2 separate regions of the Homo sapiens genome follow, and region 1 is linked to region 2. A link is a contact called in ENCODE Hi-C or POLR2A ChIA-PET data. All regions are on one chromosome and are shown on one strand. Each heading gives the region's core, a stretch centred on a gene start or an enhancer-like site at or near the end of the contact. The rest is flanking DNA. Distances are from core to core; before and after follow the strand shown.

Evidence for each region. Hi-C counts contacts between places; a loop is a spot of excess contacts on that map. ChIA-PET counts read pairs that join two places held with the same protein, here RNA polymerase II (POLR2A). Pooled maps may share reads with other maps.
Region 1: a loop to region 2 is called in a map with no recorded cell type, with 2.5 times the contacts of the local background. The contact joins two enhancer-like sites. A Hi-C loop is called at or near these places in 1 of 168 maps with a recorded cell type or tissue (endothelial cell of hepatic sinusoid), 1 of 37 single-sample maps with no recorded cell type and 2 of 50 pooled maps. POLR2A ChIA-PET finds 5 or more read pairs at or near these places in 4 of 52 experiments (HEK293, PC-9, T-cell and 1 more).

Annotation. Positions count from the first base shown.
Region 1 is chr14:65,459,135-65,465,304 of GRCh38, reverse strand. All of the region lies in intron 2 of FUT8 (fucosyltransferase 8), which reads right to left. Among named protein-coding and RNA genes, the nearest start is that of MIR625, 8.9 kb to the left of the region's middle. RefSeq lists enhancers at 1,357-1,526, 3,251-3,300. Within about 2 kb of position 3,429, at least 4 of the 41 ENCODE cell types and tissues checked have a DNase peak (open chromatin) inside an H3K27ac peak, as active enhancers do.
Region 2 is chr14:65,565,344-65,571,454 of GRCh38, reverse strand. The region is part of intron 3 of FUT8 (fucosyltransferase 8); the gene reads right to left. Among named protein-coding and RNA genes, the nearest start is that of MIR625, 97 kb to the right of the region's middle. Within about 2 kb of position 4,159, at least 2 of the 41 ENCODE cell types and tissues checked have a DNase peak (open chromatin) inside an H3K27ac peak, as active enhancers do.

The sequences.
Region 1 (6,170 bases), core at 2,180-4,679, 110 kb after region 2:
CTAAGAGATTAATTTTTAGCATTGAATGTATATGTTAAAAAAGAAGAAAGGTAAAATTAATCATCTAAGCTTTTAATTTAGGAAACCAGAAAATGAACAAATTAAATCCAAAGGAAGCAGAAGAAAACAACAAAAATCAGAGCAAAATTGAAAACAGGAAAACAAAGAAAATCAACAAGACTCAAAGCTGGTTCTATGCCCTTAAATTTGATAACTTAGGTGAAATGGACCAATCCCTTAAAAGACACAATCTACCAAAATTCACACAAGAAGAAACAAATAATCTGAATAAGCCTAAATCAATTTTTAAAACCTGAATAAATAATTAATAATCTTCCAAAACAGAAAGCACCACACTCAAGATAATTCATTCGTGAATTCTATCAAATATTTAAGGAACAGATGATACCAATATTCTACAATCTGTAGAAGCAGAGTGAGCACTTCTAACTCATTCTCAGAGGCCAACATTACCCCGATCATAAGCCCAGGCAACAGCCTTACAAGAAAGGAAAATTACAGAACAATATCTTTCATGAACACAGAGGCAAATGTTCTCAAAAATCTCAGCAAATCACATTATACACCACGACCAAGTAGAGTATATTCCAAGTATGCAAGGTAGGTTCAACATCTAAAAGTCAATTAATGTAATCCAGGAAACAGAAAAAAAAAATCATACAATCAGATCATATCAATAGATGCAATAAAAGTATTTGATAAAATTCTACATCAGTTAATAATTACATGTTCTCAGCAAACTAGAAATAGAGGAGGATTTCCTCCACTTGATAAATAAAATTTACAAAAAACTTACAGCAAACACCATACCTAATGGTAAGAAACCAGATCCTTTCCCCGTAGGATCAGGAACAAGGCAAGGACTTCCCTTCTTACCACTCCTATTCAACATCATACTGGACATCCTAGCTAATGCAGTAAAACAAGAAAAGGACATAAAAGGTACACAAATTGAGAAGAAAGAAATAAAACTCTCTATTTGCAGATGACATGATCATCTATGTAAAAAAAAAAAAAAAAAAAACCCAAAGTACTGACCAACAAACTCCTGGAAATAATAAGCAATTACTACAGATTGTAAGATAAAAGGGGGAGATATTTGGGAACTCTCTGTAAGAAATTACAATTTCTCTGTAAACCTAAAACTGCCCTAAGAAATAAAAATCTATTTTAAAAAAACTCCAATTAAACAACTTTCACAGTAATACATTAATCCAGTATAGGTGCTTAAGAAAAAATATGTGTTCAACACGGTTTTCCTCCTTTGTTTCCTTTTTTCCCCAGTGGGGCTGCAGGGGTGGCTGGGGGAGCCAGGGAGAATCTCTCTAACTTCTCAAGCATCTTTGAGTCCAACAAAACACAACATGGAAAGTGAAGACTATACACCATAAAAGTGAATAATTCAAACACATCCATACCATCTTTTTCAATCTTTACCAATTCATAATTCTCTGAAACTAGAAAATATTTCTTACAAGTTGGAGGAACCTTATTTTCTTGGTAATATAAGTATACTGACTCCAAAACCTAAAATGAGAAGGAAAAGTACAAGGAACAGAGTTTAATCCAAGCTTGGATGATCAGCCACCATGGCCCCAGGAATGAAGAAAAAAAGAAAATCTTCCCAACAATCATCAAAACAGCCCACACCAAAAGTTCAAGTTACTTTCTGAGTAACTCCTTAACATTCTTTTCTTTAACACTAAGAAAATATATTAGCCAGGCACGGTGGCTGACTCCTGTAATCCCAGCACTTTGGGAGGCTGAGGTGGGGAACTGCTTGAGCACAGGAGTTCAAGATCAGCCTGGGCAACATGGCAAAACTCCATCTCTACAAAAAATGCAAAAAATTAGCCAGGCATGGTGGTGTGCACCTGCAATCGCAGCAACTCAGGAGGCTGATGTGGGAGAATCACCTGAGCCAAGGAGGTCAAGGCTGCAGTGAGCCGTGACTGCGCCAGTGCACTCCAGCCTGGGCAATAGAGTGAGGCCCTGTCTCAAAAAAATTAATAAAGAAAGATAAAAAATTCTCCTACTCTTTTAATTGACTAGAATAGAAATGTGAATAGAAATATGATAGAGGTATATCTTTTTATTATTGTAATTATGTCTATTTAATTTCTATATTCTGTCTGTTTTAACACATTTTATTTCAGGTATTGCTGGAGTGTTACTGCTAATTCTATATTCTAATGTATCTTCTAAAATTAATTAAATACATTACCATTGTTACAACATGTAGTGAGAGTCTCTGAATTGCCCAAATATCCACTATGAAAACACTTAGTACAATTTGTGTGTGATGGAAGGGCTACATACAGGAAGATCCTTAAGTTAAGTGGTGAGACAATCCTATCTCCCCCTGGTATATGGTTTTGAATTTCTTCCATATGGAATTAATAAAAATCCGTCCTTTCTCCTACTTCAGTAACTTTTGTCCAGATCTAAAAACATTGGTTCAACCTGTATTTATACTTATCATCAATATGTAGTCATTGTTCATTTGTAACTTCAAAGAACAAGCACATACATGACCACAGGGGGTTTTGGTAGTACCAAAGAATTTTTCAGTGCCCACAATATCTCTGTGCAGTAATTATTACATACTTTCAACATGATTCAAACAAAGAATTCAAATACGATACTACAGTGACCTATTTAAAACGCAAAGAAAATTCAATAGCACATGATTCACTTACACCTAGAATTCTAACACCATGCTCCACCTCACAGTACTATTACCATTCTCTAGTAAGAATTTTTCTAAAATCTCTTGACCACAAGAATGACATGACAGACAAACGTGGGCAATGAAGGGGGAAGGGGAACCACATTCTCATATTCACTTCAGGAAAGGTTATTTCATTTTATGAACTCAGCCTGAGAGTGCAGCATTTTTCTAACTTTAAGTGACCTGAAGAATGCTCTTCTTCCAAATACACTATTCAAGTTGAAAAACAAAATGGTAAGTCAGAGAGATCAGGGCAAACATCATGTTTACCTAATGTCTTCATTAATTAGCTTCACCCAAATAAACAAATTAATTTACGCAAGCTACATTCACAAGTTAGAGCCTATCTGATTAGCACTTAAAGCATTTTCTATTCCCTTTTTGTGACTCCAACAAGACTAATATTAATACAGTATGTAGCAGCCACTCAACATTATAAAACTTCAGAATGTGAGAACTAGAAATGTCTTAAAGATCATTTGGTTTACTCTTCTCTTCCTCAGGCCTCAAATTTTATCTATGAGGAAATTGAAACAAACCCAATAGTCCCACAGACTGTTCTTTTGGCACAAAAAGTATCAAAGAACTGAAACCAGATCACCCTACCAGATGCCAGACCCCTCATTCACCATTATTGCTTCCTCGCCCCTCCTCCCAAGTTCCTGTTTTCTTACACATTGTTAAAATCTATGTCTTCCCTGCTATATAAACCCTGGTTTTAGTCAGTCAGGGAGATGGAATTGAGACCAAGCTCCCATCTTCTCAGCTGCCGCCCCTGATTAAAGCCTTCTTCCTTGGCAATACTCATTGTCTCAGTGATTGGCTTTCTATGCAGCAAGCAGCAGGACCTAGACTGAACTCCTGGTGTATCAGTAACAAACTAATAGCTAAAGAAGACAGTAACTTTCTTAAGCTAGTTATTAACAGAGCAGAACTAAGGTACTCTGACTTCCAGACTGGTTTTCTTTCTACTATACCATGCTGTTGTCAAGAACTCTGAAGAACCTAAGATTTTACCCTACATGCAAGCTAACATCAGTCTGCCATAGTTTCATGGACACTGAGAGCAAACACTGTACCTACATACAGTTTGGGCACTGAAGACTGAAACTACATGTCCCCTATACTGAGTTAAATAAGTGTCCTCCCAAAATGTGTAACGGCTAGAAATAGGGTCTATGCAGATATAATCAAGTTGATATAATGTCATTCTGGATTAGGATGGACCCTAATACATGACTGGAATCCTTATAAGAAGGACATTTGAACACAAACACACACAGAGGGAAGATGTCATGTGAATACTGAGGTAGAGATTGGAGTTATGCTACCAAAAGTCAAGAAATACCAAGGATTTCTGGCATCCACCATAAGCTAAAAGAAGAAGGAAAGGATTCTTACCTAGAGCCTTCGGAGAGAGTGTGGCCCTGCCAACACCTTGATTTCAGACTGCTAACCTCCAAAACTGAAAGAATAAATTTCTGCTATATTAAGCCACCCAGTTTACAGTGCTTTGTTATAGCAGCCCTAGAAAACTAATACACACACACACAGCTTTCTAGGTACATTAACATGACTTTACCAGTCCACTGTCTTAATTAGCATAACTGCTATTCTAGGAGACAGCAGAAATATAATGTGATTGTTCATTACAGACCTTCTGGAAAGACCCATCAACTCTTCGGCAGTTTTCAAAATCTTACTGTTTCCACCAAACCTAAACTGTTTTATCATGATACCTACCCAATCCTAATCAAGCCTCATCGCCACCACTGAAAGATCCAACTTAAAACAAACTTCAAATTCTCAAATTTTGACCTCTCTAAGACCCTACCAAAGATTTTTTTAGGTGTTCTCCCTTACCACAATAAGCAATGAACTCAGCTTTGTTTTATCAATAGGATGTGTTAGTAGTGTAGCTGGTAAGCTAGCATCAGATAATCCTGGCAGAAGTTATGACACTCCTAGATCAGAAACAAAGAACAGTTTACTACTCACAACAATAGCATAGACAGAGTACCATATTTTTTACTGATTCCTCAAGCTCTAATTCCTAAAGGCCAATGAAAGGAAAACCAAGTGCACATACTGTGGGTTGCATTACAGGACAAGAAAACCTGAGCTTAATGAAACTCCAATCTTTAAAAGGAGCTACAAGCAAATATGCCCAACCTTTTTCCCTAGAGAGATTATCTTAATTATCCTGGACAGCAAAGAAATGTGCCATCTGTCCTAATGGAAGCACTATTTCTATCTTCCTAGGCTGTTTGCTAAACAGATTTCTTTGAAAAAGATAGCCCCCAACAAAAGCTATCAGTACTCTGCTCAGCGAATGTGCAGAAACAGAAGAGATCCATGGATTGAAGAGAAATGTCTCTCAATACCTATTTCCTTTGTCCTAAAAGACTAAAAAGATTCTTAGAGAATCAAGACAAAATTGGTACAATACAATGAGATGTTTCCAGAGAAAACATATAGAGCAAAAAGGTGTACTTTCTTCTCTCAAAAATCTGTATAAACTAAAACCACTTCAGCTGAGTCACAATCTTATAACAAGCCTATCTATCAAATATCCAAAAGTAAATACTTATATGTTTGGATCCTATTTTCATTGTAAAATGTTCCATTTCTAGAAAAGTATCTCAAGCAAGTTTTTATTTTTATTTTATTATTCTTTAACTTTAAAATAAAATGCTATTTTTTTTATTATTTTTTGACTGTTTCTCACAGTGAATCAAGTTTTATCAATAATTTCCAAGGCCTGGCAGTGTTCGTGAAATAAAAGAGACTAGCAGTTTTAAACTTTACCAATTATACCTGACTTTAATGTGGACCTTAACGCCTTTTTTTAAAATAAGAAAATAAAGACCCAAGAGCTGAGATGGTAAGCTTTTACTCATACAGCTATCTGGAGACATTGCAGTGTAGGGTTCATTTTACTCATCATTCTCTCTCTCTCTTTATCCTGGGATCATTGCTTAACCTAATGGGTGGGATTAAGTTAAATTACTCAATTTAATATTATTTACAAAAACTCAGTTTTTGTTTATTTCTTTTGCAGTTAATTTTAAGTTAAACAGGCTACCATTTAAACGGTACAAGACAGAATCTCAATTTTCAAATATGCAAAAAATATGCTGATATTGAATATATAGCTAGAAAAATCTAAATTTTTTTATTTTGTAACAACCTCAAAATATTTTATGTGAATTAAAGCATATTAAATTTAAATTTAAATATGGCTTTTATTTTCATAAATACTTTACATAAATATTGACCTTAGAATTGTGGTTTAAAATCTAAATACCCTAAAATCCTGAAGAAATCATGACTTCTGAGCACAGCATTATCTTTGACTCTGTGTTGTATTTGCCCGTTGAACAGATAACTATTCTCTTTCAGAAATAGCTCTAAAATG
Region 2 (6,111 bases), core at 2,910-5,409:
GCAAGTCCACAGTGTTTAGGGAAACTATGGATCATCTGAAGTGCATGGAGAAATTTTTACTTTGTGCCACACATTTTCTGGCAATCACTGCTATGTGCATGATTCCCAAAGTCATATTTCTCTCTCACCTGGGCTTTTTTCCTGAGTTCTAGACTCACTTTCCAACTTTCTTTTGGATAGGTTCAGCAAGCACATCAAGTTCAACCTACCTAAATCCCATCCTGGTCTTTCTCCTAACAGGTTCATTATATCAGTCATTGAAAAAGATTACTGACAGTTACTGTTAAAATAAAAACTTCAGCCAAATTAAATTTAAAGGAGTTTAATTGAGCAATGAACGATTCACGAATCCAGCAGCACCCAGAATCACAGCAGATTCAGAAAGACTCCAGTGCAGCCACATGGTGGAAGAAGATTTATAGACAAAAAAGGGGGAGTGATATACAGAAATCAGAAGTGAGGTACAGAAACAACTAGATTGGTTACAGCTCAGCATTTGCCTTATTTGAACACAGTCTGAATGCTCAGCAGTGTGTGAATGGTTGAAATATGGCTGCTGGGATTGGGCAAGACTCAGCTATTGTTACAGGCGCATACTCCTAAGTCAGGTTTTCGATCTTGTCTACCTATTAAGTTAGGTTACAGTTCGTCCACTAGGACTCAAATATAGAGTACAAAGTCCTTCTCAGACCATATTTAATTCACTTTAACACGACAAACTTTGAATCCACTTAAACTCTTCCTTTCCTTTACCACACAATTAAGGTATACAATAGAAGGTTAAAAGGGAATCAAAGGAAAGCCTGAAGAACCAGGTCATTAAAAGAGCAAGAACCAAGAAGTCTCCAGAGATCTAGGCACAGGAACTAATGGAAATCGTGTATGTCAGCAACACTGGGATAAATGAACTCCACTTTTAATACAGGTAGAGTATATGTAGGAGTATATGTAGTTATAAGTAGAATACAGTATAACATGGCAAACCCTATTCTCATTCTCACTGTAATAATGACAATAAGCACTCCCCACCACTCCCAGAAAAAAAAAAACTTGCAAATATAATCCTTTTAAAGGCATTAGAGAGCTGTGGAAGTGAGGGATTAAATTAACTAAAATTCCAGAGCAGGCTGAACTAGCTATGTTCTTACTTGGGAAGCATTTGCTGATTCTGGGTAGGGATCACACAGAAGAGTGGTGTGAAAATTTGGAAACTGCAAGAGCAGTAAACACATAGCCAGTTTTCTCCATGATTGATTTGCTGGATTCTATGGCTCCAAGGCTAGACAGTAATTTTAAGACAGAATGAAATTTCTCATAGTCTTACGAAATTTACAGGATGAAGTCCTGCTTGAGGTCTACCTTAAACTCACAGCTAGTCTTCTCTTCAATGTATGTCAAATTTAGATGCTACATGGAGCAAGAGACCAAAGAGCAAAGCTCAAAACCTCTGAAGGGCAGAAGAAATGTCCTATACTTCAAATCTGAAGAGAAATCTACCAAATTGTCAATAAAAAGCCTAGAAGAATTATACCTGAGGAACAAGGAAGAAACAAAGTGGGCTAGGTTTTACTAAAACTAAAACACAGCCATGTTCAATCACTGATTGTACTGGATTGAAATATTAAGCCCAATCTCCAACAGAGAAAAGCCTCTGTAGCCTCCACAGTGCCTTTATACACAATATATTAAATTTAAAATCACTAGACATGCAAAGAGGCAGAAAATTTGACTAACAATCAAAATAAATATCAAAAGAAATCAACCAAAAGGTGATCCATGAAATAGAAATTAGGAGAAAATATAATAGTTATATTAGAATAACTATTTAAGAAATTAAAAGAAACATGGACAAGACAGATGAAAAATGGAGAATTTCCAAAGAAATTTGAAATTATCAAAAAGAATCAAGTGAGTATTCTAGAATCAAAAAATATAAAAAATTACTAACTGTGTGTGATTAACGGCACAATGAACAAAACAGAAGACAGGTGAAATAAGTTGGAAGCCAGTTCAATAGAAAATAATACAAAATAAAGTGCAAAGAGAAATTAGATCATGAAAGACACATAAAGCCATGTGAGATACCATAAAAATAAGTTTAATAATACATATAATTGGAATTCCATAAGGAAAAAAATAAAAAATAATGGCTTCAGAAGCAGTATTTGAAGAAATAGTAGCTGAGGGTTTTCCAAAATTGATAAAATACATCAACTCCCAGATTTAAGCAGCTCAGTGAACTTCAAGCTGAATAAAAACAAATAAAGCCATATCTAGGCACTCATAGTCAAGTGCTTAACACCAAAGACAAAAAAAAAAGTAAACTCAGCCAAAGAGAAAGATACGCTTCTTAAAATTGCAGACTTCTCAGAGACTATGAAAGGCAGGAATCAATGAAATGACATGTTTTAAATGCTTTTAAAAATTACTGCTAAAGTAAATTCTACACTCAATAGAAATATCTAACAAAATGAAAGATAAAGTTTTTAAAAAAGAGAATCTGAATTTATTGCTATCAAACCTGCACTATAAATACTATAGGATATTATTAAGGCTGAAGAACATGATTCAACATGAAAGAACTGAATAACAGGAAGGAGTAAAGAACACTAGAAAGAAAAAATATGTGGCCAATTATAAAAGAATATGAGTGTTTATAAAAATTAATAAATCTGAATAACTTAATTAACCAACCTAACTTAAATGACATATATACTAGATCAGACTCAGCAACAGAATACACATTTCTTAAGCATTCAACAACATAAGTCATTTGCTAAGCCATTAAATAAATTTCAAAGAACTGAAATATAGAATATAATTCTATCTGGTTGAAGAACAAACTAGAAATCAAAATCTGAAAGATAAACAGAATAGCCCAATTTGGAAATTAAGTAACAACTACTAAATAACCTATGGGTCATAGAAAAAAAAAATCACAATACAAATTTTAAAGTATTTTAAATTAATGACAAAAATAGAATATCAAAACTTATGGAATACAACTGAAAGCTGTGCTTAGAGAGAAATTTAAGGCTTTCCAGGACATAAAAGAAAATAAAATAGAAAACAGATATACAATAAAGAAAAAAAAAGCACAGAGGTTGGTTCTTTGAAAAAGCAAATTAAATTGATAAACTGTTAGCAAGATAAAAGGAGAAAACACAACCAATATTAAGAATGAAAAAGGAGACATTACTATAGATATACAAGTATGGAGAAGAAAATAAAATGGCACTAAGAACAATTTTAAGCTAGAACATTTGAACATGCTGATAAAATGAACACATGCTTTGAAAAACACGTCTCACCAAAATTGACATGAGAAAAAAAAAGAGCTGAACAGTCCAATTTATATTAAAGAGATGAAATCCAGAATCTAAAATCTTCCCATATGTTCTCCTTCCTCGCCACCACCCTTCCCCACAAAAAGACTCCAGGCCCAGATAACTTCACTGGTAGAATTATAATATTTAAAAGAAAATGAATATCAACTTTACATAAACTTTTCCAGAGAACAGAATTGGCCTGCATAAACCTTGATAACCTGAAAGACATCACAAGAAGGAAAAATCATAAATAAACAGCTCATTTATATAGAAAAAATCCAAAACAAAATGTTAGCAAATTTAATCCAGTAAAATGTTAAAAAGTTACAAGAAATTCCAGGGAGAGAATATCTGCTTAATCAGGCCTATCAGGATAGGAATGTTGTTCCCACTGTAATGTTCTCAGGGAAGGAGTATCTTTCATTATATCTTAAAAATAAGATATTCTTGATAACATGAGGAATAATGGATACAAGATTGAAAAAGCAAAAGGCAGATATCATGAAAGGTTATAATTAGATGGCAGGTGCTGTACACATTCCAATCTATCTCACTGGCTTTAAGAATATATGTACACTTCTTATATGAGAGACTAGGAGTTATAGAGAAGACGGTCTAGAGCAAAATCTTCCAACCAACCAACTAGAACAAAGGCAACCCACTTTTTAACACAATCTTCTCAAACAACAGTAAAACATGACCTGTGAAGAACCACTTCAGTTTCCTTTCTACCCAACTCAGTATACTTCTGTTGCCTGGGACAAATTTTTCCACCAGAAGATTTGTGCTTTGTCTGTAACCCGTATTGGCAGATGACACACAGCTCAGAAAAACAGGTAATCGGAAATTAATCATACATTCTTTGTGGTTTTTAAATTTACAGTTTTACAGCTAGCATCTAAATTCTAGAAGAAATCTCTTCTCCTTTCCTAGACCAAACAAATAAACAAAAAAACTATTAATCGGCCAAAAGGCCAAAAGCCACATTTGAATTTTTTTAAGTTCTGTTCTCAAAAATAAATGTCCCTAGAATAACAAGGATTAGGTTAAAAGGAAAGTTGTCAATTAAGCACTTTTTAGATTTTACAACTCCATGAGATTGACATCCAACCAGGTTGAGGTTCACTGCTCAAGGGGATTTCTGCACAAACCAACAATTTTCTGGGTGTTTTCTGGTAAATTTCAACTCTAGGAAGCAACATGGCTGGTTCAAGTCCCAAGGAGCAAAAATTCTGTGAGCAAATAGCTATTTCACATTATTAAACTTGAAACAAAACGAACATGAAGCATAAAAGGACTGAGAAAGTGATAATTTCTAAATTTTTTAAAGGCCCACTACATGTGTTCTAACATGATACCAATGAACAAGAAAGAAAGAGATGTCTGGGAAACTCTAAATACAGGCATGTTGAAAACCTAAGCATCAAAGTCAACTGATTCAATCATTAATTTCAGTGTAAGTTGCATTACCTCTTATCTAGATTAATACTTTAAGAGTTTCCCAAGAAATATCTTAACTCCAATCTGGCACATGCACCAAATCCACCTGAAAATCTAAATCTTCCTCAACCATTTTCACTGTGTCATTCCTCTGCTGAAAACCAACTATTGTTCTCTATTATCTATCAATCGGGTCTATACATAACTCTGGCTATATAAGCCCACCATGATTTGACCTAATCCAATCTATTCAACTTCCCTTCTGTGGTGAGAACGGTAGGTTAAATGCGGTTACACATTCTTTGTAGTTCCATCAACCAAGATGCAGTATCTATTTCTTCCATTTTTGAATATGGGTAGGCCTCTTGACTTGCAATGAACAGAATGTGGCAGAATTGACACTGTGTTACTTCTGATGCTCAGTCTCAAGAGGCCATGCAATTCCTGCTATTTTCCTCTTGGAACACTACCATGTAAGAAATCTGGGCTATCCTTCCAGAAAAGAAATATGGAAGTGAGCCAGTTAATGGTCGACCTAATTGCCAAATATGTAAGTGAGGTCATCTTGGACTGCCCAACCATAACCAAGCCACCAGATGACTGCAGCCACATGAGTGACCCTATTTATAATTAGAAAAAAAGCCTAGCTGAAGTTAACCCAAATTGGAAAAATCAAGAGCAAATAAATGATTGTTTTATGCCACCATGTTTTTGTTTTTTATTATATTATACCATATTTTATATTACTAATAAATATAATTTTGTGTTTATATGTTTTTTAAAAATAATTTTTTCAAAGAACTTATTAAAAGAAAACAGTTTGATTTTTTAAAATAGACAACAGATTCTTTGGTGAAATGAATAAACACTTCACCAAAGATGACATATGAATGGCAAATCAACACATTAAAAAAATGGCCAATATCATTCATTACAGAAATATAAATTGAAACCTCAATGAGATAGTATTATATATCTGTTACAATGACTAAAATAAAGATAACTGACAATAGCAAATGCTGGGTAGGAGGAGAGCAAGTAGAACTCTCAAGAATTTCTGGTAGGAATTTCAAAACGGTACAGGTACTCTAGAAAAAGAACTGGGTTGCTTCTTATAAAGTTAAATATGCAGTTAACATATGACCCAGCAGTTCCACTCCTAGGTATTTGCCCAAGAGAAATAAAAACTATGGTCATACAAAAGTTTATGAAACAAAGGTTAATAGTGACTTTGTTCACAACTGCCCCAAAATGGAAATAACCTCACATTCTTCAATTGGTGAATGGATTAAAAAAAAAAAAGTGATATATCTTGCTATGATTTGGATGTGGTTTGTCCTCA